Linked DNA regions of Mus musculus: region 1 is linked to region 2. Evidence: chromatin loops called from intact Hi-C (ENCODE). Cell type or tissue: gastrocnemius. All regions are shown on one strand. Each heading gives the region's core, and the rest is flanking DNA. Links, peaks and the distances in the headings are about the cores only.

Region 1 (4,736 bases), core at 1,461-3,960, 46 kb before region 2:
TTATCATGCAGTACATCCTTGGACAGCCAGAAACTCCTGGACAGACAGACAGCTCCTGGACCAAGAGACAAGACACATCATCTCTAGACAATAGCACCACTCCTGTGTCCATTGCCATGACACCCACTGTACATCCTTTTGCGCATGCGTCACGGTCCAGGTAAAAGACCTGTACTCTTGGTGCACCCAGCACTTGGGAGGCAGAGGCAGGCAGATTTCTGAGATCAAGGCCAGCCTGGTCTACAGAGTGAGTTCCAGAACAGCCAGGACTACACAGAGAAACCCTGTCTTGAAAAACAAACAAACAAACAAACAAACAAAAGACCTGTACTCCAAGCCACAGCCCCCTTTTCTCTTTTTCCCTCTCATCCCCTTGGAGGCTCCTCTACCAATAAAACTTCCTACGGGAGTCCGGCAGCGTGGTGGACCTCCAGGATTGTGCCGCTTATTCTAACAGCAGGTCCCACCTGCACTCCAGAAGAAACATAGAACATAGTAGCCACCAGAATCTGTCACACAGCATAACTTTATTGCTTCTAAGCTTTCAAACTTAACATTATGAATATAATCCCAGCAATTTCAAACACAGGACGCTCATACAATCGAGCACAAATCCAGAATGCATCTGACATAAACTTTCATGGCTTTCTTACTTCTCTAGCCTTCTTTCTTTTCTCCAGATAAATTTGAACACTGGAGCAAATTCCAAAGTGGTGAGTGGGAACAAAGGCCGGGAAGTCAAATGGTTTCCAGCCGTCCATGGTACAGAAACTGGGATGCTTGGCCTTTGTTCTTGTCATCTCTAGTCTTGGTTTCGTGGTCGTTCTGAGGCTTAAAACGGATTCCGATTACTCAATAAATAATGTTTGTCATGGGGACCAAAAAGATGGCCCAGATTGGCCCAGATGGCCAAGCTTGATGATCCACGTTGGATCCGCAGAACCCATGAAAAGGTGGAATAAGAGGAACCTCTTACACAAAGTTGTCCTCTGTCCTCCAGTCCCCTCTGCACAGCAGACACATAAACAGTGATAATACATGTTTTTAAAACTAGAAAAATGAGCTGAGTGTGATGTACACTCCTTGAATCCCAGCACTGGGGAGGCAGAGGCAGAGGCAGAGGCAGAGGCAGAGGCAGAGGCAGAGGCAGAGGCAGAGGCAGAGGCAGAGGCAGAGGCAGAGGCAGAGGCAGAGGCAGAGGCAGAGGCAGAGGCAGAGGCAGAGGCAGAGGCAGAGGCAGAGGCAGAGGCAGAGGCAGAGGCAGAGGCAGAGGCAGAGGCAGAGGCAGAGGCAGAGGCAGAGGCAGAGGCAGAGAGGCAGAGGCAGAGAGGCAGAGGCAGGTGGATCCCTTTGAGTTTGTGGCCAGTCTAAACCATATAGTGAGTTTCAGAACAGCCAGGGCTGTGTGGAGGGACCCAGTCTCAAAACAAGAAAGCAAGCAAACAAACAAACAAACAAAGTAACTACTAAATCAATCAAACAAACAAACAAATAAACAAATTAACTAACTAATAAAATAAATTACCTAATAAAACAAATAAAAAACACGAGAAAAAAAAATGTCCTTCTTGGAGTCATCTCTACCAGAATGGTTATATAAAATGAAAATCAGCAAAAAGGATGGCACTGAAATCTTTAAGTTGTGTGTCTCATTTTTCCTCCTTTGGTCAGGTCCAAAGGAAACTCAGAGTTAACTGCGGTGCTATTAGCATATCAAAGCACTGTCTCCACCTTGCAAGTACCTGCTAGCATCCTGGCTAGTCTCAGCTCTTCTCACCCCACCCTCCACCCTAAACTTCTTTACCCCTGCTTTCCTTCGCCCAGCTGCGTGTTCCTACAGGATCCTGACATTTTGGTCGTTCCTTCTCTTGGCTTTTAGCTCTCCGCGATCTTTATCTACGTCTTCTCTGTCTTCTCTTCTTCTCTTCCTCACCCCCACCCCATGTGCCACCTTCGCATGGCCTGGTTCAGTCTGTGGCTCATATTCAGTGTTCTACAAACTCTCCCTGTTCTAGACTCTTTCAGATGCCTCGGGCTATACTCCCGCTAGTATCTACAGTAAAAACCTCCTCAAACACGACTTGGAAAGGTCATGCCCGTATTTATTCACAGTTACCACGTAGTTTGGTCTACTGAAGAAAATAAAAACCTCATAGAGGCAAAAATGCATGTGACACTTGCTTTAAATTGCCCCTCCCCCCCTTTTTCCTATTATTTGAACTTATGTGGCATTTGTGTTTTGTCTTTTATGATCTATGTCCTTTATCTTTTTTTTCCCCCTTTAACCAACCTATTTACTCACAAATAAACACTGCCCCTTTTCTGCCCAGTACACATATATATCCCACACCTCTCTGGTGATTTTTCTTGTCTGTGGCCGGGTGAGAAGGCAGATAGTTGCTTCCCGTGCTGGTGCTCACCTCCATCACTCTCCACCAAGGGTAGCCCAGGGTCTGGGCCGAAGACTGGTTACCATGAGTCTTTACCAACTTAGAGCCTCGCGAGTTCCGCACCCTGCTGGCACCCGCTGGCTGCCCGCCTGCCTCGGAGCGCGCGCCCGAGCCCGTCCCCGCCGCTGGGAGCGGCTCTGATCGGCTGCGCCCTGCTTGAGCGGGCGCGGGAGGACGCGTCCGGGATCCCGGCGGGTGCGGGCGGGCAGCGGGGCGAGAGCGGTTCGGACCGTGGGTTTTCGAGTCACCAGAGCCGCCTGCCACTGCTCACTCGGCTGGAAAGTTCTACGGGCTCCATCGGGAGCGTCGTGAAGGCCGGGAAGGTAAGCTGAGAGCCGCGCGGGAGTGGCAGCCCAGCAACTTCGCAGGGCTGCCCGGACCGGGAACGGGGAAAGGCTCAGACCCCCGTTGCGCGTCCCCTCTGTGCGCGCCCTGGAGCCCGGTGCGCGCCGCGTGGCTTGCAGCTCCCCTAGGGATCGCGGGAGAGCGAGCGGTCCTCCCCCCAACGAAGCTGCCAGACCAGTGCTCCAGAACCTTCGCGGCGCCCTAGGCACCTGGTGCCCCAAGGAAAATATTTCGAGAGGAAAAGCAGATCCTGGGGCCCTGGCAGGTGTGCGTTTCACCATGGGCGAGTCATGCCCTGTAACACTTTCCTTTCCAAGACTAAGACCCCAACTGGGGTCTGTGCAGTTAGGGCGTGTGGTAGGTGCTGGGGTCAAAGGGCAGCTAGACTCTGACCTGCTTTCTGTACTTGGAGATCCCCTTGCCAGAGAAAGAACGACATTTATACACCCCACATGTCATCTCATCATCAAGATTGGTTTTAGCGGTTTAGTTTTGAGAGTCTGTATTGTAGGAAAGGATCAAAGACAGTGTCAAAATGCAGTACAAAGATCGAGGGGGAGAAATTTCAGCCAGGTAACATCTGGGGAAAGTGAAAAAGAAAAAAAGAAAAAGAAAAAAATACTAAAAGGATAAACATTTAATAAATTAATGGAAAGTAGGTTTAGAATCCCACTTTTAAAAGAAAATTGAATCAAAAATAACAAAATTACCCACCCTCCTGATGTTTCTGTTTCAATTTGCACGCTTGCAAAAGTGCAATTAAACTTAGTGACAGCCTTGGAAAAAGTATTATTGGTGCCTGTTGTTGTTGCCTTTTGTGACTATTTTGTTTCCCTGCTCATTTTTTAATTCTAAAATCTATTGCACGAAATATTTATTCTAAGCTAGTACAGTAATTAGGTGTTGTCCTTCATGGTAGAAAACAACAGCAACAGAGCTATAGACACAAACAAAAAAAATGGACCTCAGTTTCCCCATTTGCAAAAATAAAGGGATTAATTGGTTCCAGTTTCCAAATAACCCGAGGTTCTTCTGTCCTGGAAAATCTGTGTGTGGTCTTCAATAGTTTGAGATACTAAGCCAAACTGAAATCTAAAGCATTCTCTGTTGTCAAAACTTTATGGTTAAACAGGAGGCATTCAATAGTTAAGCTTATTAATCCAATTAGTTTTTCAAAATAGCTGAATCATTGTGTAGCCTGTGCTTGAGAATGCTTTCGTTCGTTCTATGCTGTTGATGTCACAGGAAGCCAAGATCCCAGAGTACAATCTTCAAGGCTCACGTGGACAGCTACAGCCCCTCTGTCTGCTCTTTCTGACCAGGAGAATCTGGAAGCATTCGCTATGATGTGTAACAAAGCAGATTTCAAAACTGCTTTGGAAAATGTCTATGATGGATATGCAAACCTGTTGAGGGTTTTTTTTTTTTTTTTTGTAATTATACTGTTCAGCTAGGGTTATGAGTGATACAGAGTTTGATTGAATTTACCTGTGGAAAAGAGGAACATATTAAATTACTAATTACATTTTTTAAAGGAAAGAGGGAAAAATCCTCCTTTATCTAAGTATAGAAATTGGGTAAAATATGTTAATGGAAAAATTATTATTGGTATTAACTAAAATAAATAACTAGAACTTGATGGATTAAATCACCTGGAGTACAACCATGGAGAGTCCTCCTCCAGCCCAGGGAGTCCTCCTCCAGCCAGGAGATGGGTTAAATCACCTACAGTATAACCATGGGGAGGCCTCCTCCAGCCCAGGGAGTCCTCCTCCAGCCCAGGGAGTCCTCCTCCAGCCAGGAGATGGGTTAAATCTCCTGCAGTATAACTGTGGAGAGTCCTCCTCCAGCCCAGGGAGTCCTTCTCCAGCCCAGGGACTCCTTCTCCAGCCTAGGGACTCCCCCTCCAGCCAGGAGGATCCAGGGCTAATTCACACAGAT
Region 2 (4,736 bases), core at 868-3,367:
TGCAGAAGGGAGTTTCCTGCTGCTGCCCGTGGATCAAGGTGTAGAACTCTCAGCTCTTCTAGCACCATGTCTGCCTGCATGCTACCATGCTTCCCACCGTAATGATAATGAACTGAACCTCTGAAACTGTAAGCCAGCCCCAATTAAATGTTTGCCTTTATAATAGTTGCTTTAGTCATGGTGTCTCTTCACAGCAATGGAAACCCTAACTAAGACACCAGGGGATATGACACCCATTAGTCTCCGAGGGCTCCTGTAATGATTTGTATAGACTAAAGCAAAAATATACACATGCACAAATAAAAATAATAAATAAATCTTTCAAAATTAGAGGGTAAAACCCAGAGCTTTCCCATACGGCTAGTCTTACTGGATGGCTTGCTCTGGGGAACCCCTATCTCTGCTTTCTTGATGATGGACTTAGAGGGGGCATCCTCCCAGGATTAAGGGGTCAGAACTTTAATCCTCTTGCTTGTACAGCAAGCATTTTAATGGCCAAACCTTCATTTCTCAAGTCCTATGAATTATTTTAGTAGCAATCTAGAACAAGAGTGTTCTAAAATTTACTCACTGTTCTGTGGTTAGAATATAGGCTAATTCCAGATCTCATATAATGAGCCATCCCCCAATGAACAAACAGCCACACAGGGAAACCTTTTATTTACAGCGATCCACACCCATACCTCGAATGTATTTAATTGTGGGAGCCAAAATGGCAGACAGAACATCTAGAAATTAACAGACTGAATAGTTAGCGATAAAACACCCAGAATCTGCATTAACACCATTCTAAAACCTTTGCGGGTGTGATGAAATTCAGCTCTCAACACAACCCTAAGGGGCTGGAGACATGGTTCAGTTAGTAAAGTCCTTGCTGCACAAGAATGAAGACAGAAGTTTGATCCCCCAAATCCATGTTAAAAAGTCGGATGTGGAGGTTCAGTTTGTAATCCCAAACTGGTGAGGGTGTGACAGGCAGGTTCCTTGAGGCTCCCTGGTCCGCTAGACTAGCTTAACCGGGAACTTTCAGGTTAATGCGAGACTCACAAGACAAGACTGATGGTCCCTCTGCATGCCCTGGGACATACACTCATGAAGAGAGGAAGAGGGGGAAAGAGGAGAGCGCGTGGGGAGAGCATGGGCATGAAGGTGAGATGGGGGGAGGGAGAGATTTGAGAGCAGGCTCTCTTGAGGTGGAGGAAAGAGGAAAACCGCCACTGTGATCTCCTGCCATCCACCTTCTTTGAGACTTACTTTTCCTGCCCTGCCACTGAAGTTCCCAGGGACTCTCCCCTGTCCCCATGGATACACTGGGATAACAGGTTTTAGGCTGTTGCATCCTGCGTTGTGGAACTGAAAACTCAGGCTTCTCGCTGGTAAGCACTTTACTACTGAGCCAACTCCTCTTTAAAGATTTTAAAGGTTCAATAATGCTGGGACCAAGCCAAGCCATCAACACAGGGGCCTGTGGGGAATGCCCCAGAGCCAACTGGAGCAGACAGATTGCAACTTGGTCTATACTACTTGGCTCTGGAATAGCAGGCGTGCTCTCTACTAGGCAGATTGGACCAATGTGCACCTCGGGGGTACTCTATACGCATCCTGACATAGCGGGGGTTCTGTTTTGATCTTTGATCCCACAGGACTGCGTTCTCTGTCACACAGAGGACACTTGGTGGTTATCGGATGTCCATTTAACCTTTCTATTTGTCCTATAAACTTCATCCCACCGATTTTTCATTACTGTGAACTTTCTTGCATTTCTTATCTGGTCCGGTATACCATGTCCAGTATAAATACTGATTGAAGAATATGTCCATATCCTATTTTTTCTCAATTTCTGGTCCTAAATGTAAGCATTTAACCTCGCTCCTTTGAAATCCAGCCTGCTAGCTTGTAGGTGGGATCTGGCTGGGCTATCAGGTGTCTCGGAGCAACAGCGCCCTCCGAGCCTCGGGCAACTCTCCGAGGGGTCTGTCCTCACTCCCCTGCCCTTTCCAGCGGGGGGCGACCCGCGTCCGCGCGTGTCCCCACTCATGCCCAAACAAGGAAGCGCGGGAGCGGGCGCGCGCACGCGGTGGGCCAGGCAGCGGGTCTGCGGGGAGCGGGGCTCCGCCCGCGGGGGCGACCTCGGGCGGCGCGTGCGCCGTGCGCCCCAGCCGGCCGCCGGGATGCCTATTTTAGTCAAAGCCTCCGCGAACGGGGAGCGGGCCGGGGCCGCGCTGCCTGGGGACCCGCCGCGAGCCCGTCCAGCCACCGCCGCTCGCCGCCGCCGCCGCCGTCGCAAACTTTGCGCGCGCCGCCGCCCCCGGGCCCCGGGACGCGCAAGGTAAGGAGCCAGAGCGCGCGATCGCGCGGGAAAGTTGGGCACGGAGCGGCCGAGCAACTTGCGATGCGCCCGCGTCCCGCGTCGTCCTTGCAGCCGCCCTTCGCCTGCCCGCGCCCCGGTCCCTCGGCGGGACAGCGGGGGGCCGCGGAGCTGTGGACGCTGACACTGCTGTGAGAGCAGGGCGAGCGGGTCCCGGGTGGGGGAGCAGTGGGAGCCACGGGTCCTCGCCACCCGCCCGCGTCCTAGAGAAACGGGTGGCTGCCAGACGGATCCCACAAAACCGTCGCCCCGAGCCGCCCGGAGGTGCGCGGAGAGTCCGGGAAAATATCAGTGAATTGCGCGTCTCCTCAAAAGGTTTTTGCTCATCGCTATTCATCTTCTTCTTTTTTTTTTTTTTTTTTTTTTTTTTTTTTTTTTTTTTTTCTAATTTGGTCAAGGTTTAATGTGCTAGCTTGCTTCCTCGGTCAGGTATGTAGACCTGCAGATGCCTATTTGAAAACCAGTAGATGGGCACGCTTTTACTACAGTGAGTAATTTGGGGAATTAGACGTGGAGGATCTGATGAGAAAGATGACGTTCTGATTTTGACAGTTTACAAATTCATCCAGTAATCTAACCTTCTTCATTAGATCATCATTCATTATTCGTATAAGGGCAGTTCAGTGTAGGCCACTTAAACCTATTAAGAAGTGATTAAGCAGGCCGTTAGACTAAGTCATTGGATAGCGAAAAAAAATTGAACTGATTTATGACAGGTAAGAAGCATTTCACAGCAATATATGTAACTATATATCTACAGCTGCATATAACATTTGCGTATCTTTAATAAGTGTAGCGTAGCAAAGTATGTTCTACAATATGCCTGCATTTAAACCTGGCCATTTAGGGCCGGTGAAAGAGCTCAGGCCGTGAAGGTACATGCCAGCACGCCTGGCAACCTGGGTTGTATCCCCAGGACCCGCGAAGTGGAAGGGGAGAGTCTCCAGCAAGCTGTCCTCTGACTTATGCACCCGTACACCACTGTAGAAATAAACACATGTAATGCATTTTAATAGCTATTAATATTTTCTGGTTTTGAGGAAAATAATAGTTTTCCTTGCCAATTTCCTTTGACCAGAAATGTAAGCTTTTAATGCCACTTCTAAAACCTAAAAGTGAACTATAGCAGATTAGGAGGTAGCATAGGCGAAATATGAGGGGGTGTTTGTGTCGATTAATTTAGTACAAAAATCTGCTTTTGAACATCACAACCCGACTGAGTTTTTTTGTTGTTGTTGTTTTGTTTTGTTTTTAGGGGTTTTCTGTGTAGCCCTGACTCTCTCTGTAGACCAGGCTGGCCTCAAAACTCAGAAATATATCTGCCTCTGCCTCCTAAGTGCTGGGATTAAAGGCGTGTGCCACCACTGCCCAGTTTCGACTGAGTTTTTAAGACCCTGTAGTAAAGCTGTCTCTAGTCCTAGGGGCAGGGATGGGGTTGGGGCTGGGGTTGGGATTGAGGCACAGATTAAAAAGAGAGGCAACATTGGCTGGCTTGTGGTATAGAAGCTGATCAAATGCAGGAAAGTATGATTGAAAAATGATTTTTACATATGTGTTATGTTTCAGGCTCATCTCCTTAGGCTCTTCCCCAGTGACATTATCTATAGGGTCTTGGGAGTGTACGGATTATCCCTGCCTCCCACAGGACATTGGGTAGCCATGGCAACAGGAGGCAGGCGTGACACTCACACTCATTTTAGGGTTCTTGGAACCAGCCCATCGTGATAAGCTTGTATTTTTATTAAGATGTTTGGAAGGTAGTTGGACTCTTATTTTTTTCTTTTTGTAGAAAATCAATATTTAAGTCAACTTTAAGTCAACTGTTATTATTTGTGAGCTGTTTAGGGTGGGTATGTGTTTAGGTGGTGGAGTGCTCTCTTGTCCCCTTTAAAGCCCCATGTGTGAGTGTGTGATCAGCACCACAAAACAAATGTCACGAAAGTCGGCTTTGCCTCAATTCATTTCATAAGATATACAGAATTCATCCACATATACTTGTGTCATGTCCTTTCAAGATGTTCACACCTATGATTATACTACTTAAAACCTGTATTATGTTAAGATGTGAATTTCTTTATTTCAAAGATGTATATATTTCTAAATTAAATTTAAAGATATTTTGGTTCTTCATTTGACAGTAAAAAGTGAAATAGATTAGCTCATCTCTTCTGTAAACCTTTGTAGTTTTGTCAAGGACCAGATTTGTATAATTAATAATACAAGACCAAGCAGAGGCCAAGAATGGACAGGGTGGAGTGTAACTTTGTGTTACATTTTATACAAATCTGTGTAAAATGTATATTGTTTGAAATGCATTTGCTATGGAGCTTAATATTTTAATATCCAAGTGTATATTCATGAACCTTCC

Evidence for each region. Peaks named below come from ENCODE experiments on the same cell type or tissue, not always from the same donor. Only the 100,000 strongest peaks of a DNase experiment are listed, where the experiment ranks them.
Region 1: a loop joins it to region 2, with 2.6 times the contacts of the local background. A loop is called at or near these places in 5 of 42 quality-filtered maps.

The regions. Positions count from the first base shown.
Region 1 is chr10:45,286,803-45,291,538 of GRCm38, forward strand. It overlaps Popdc3 (popeye domain containing 3), which reads left to right and starts at 2,503. Exons shown (of 4, transcript NM_024286.1): 1 at 2,503-2,773. It overlaps Gm15934 (predicted gene 15934), which reads right to left and starts at 2,614. Exons shown (of 2, transcript NR_155869.1): 1 at 2,421-2,614; 2 at 509-831. In gastrocnemius, for the core only: no CTCF peak of the experiment used is centred there; DNase peaks (open chromatin) are centred at 2,573 and 2,862; H3K4me3 peaks cover 2,413 bases; H3K27ac peaks cover 2,323 bases.
Region 2 is chr10:45,333,553-45,338,288 of GRCm38, forward strand. It overlaps Bves (blood vessel epicardial substance), which reads left to right and starts at 2,183. Exons shown (of 8, transcript NM_024285.3): 1 at 2,183-2,329. In gastrocnemius, for the core only: a CTCF peak has its summit at 1,962 (motif pointing right); DNase peaks (open chromatin) are centred at 1,455, 2,119, 2,340 and 3,263; H3K4me3 peaks cover 1,975 bases; H3K27ac peaks cover 1,743 bases.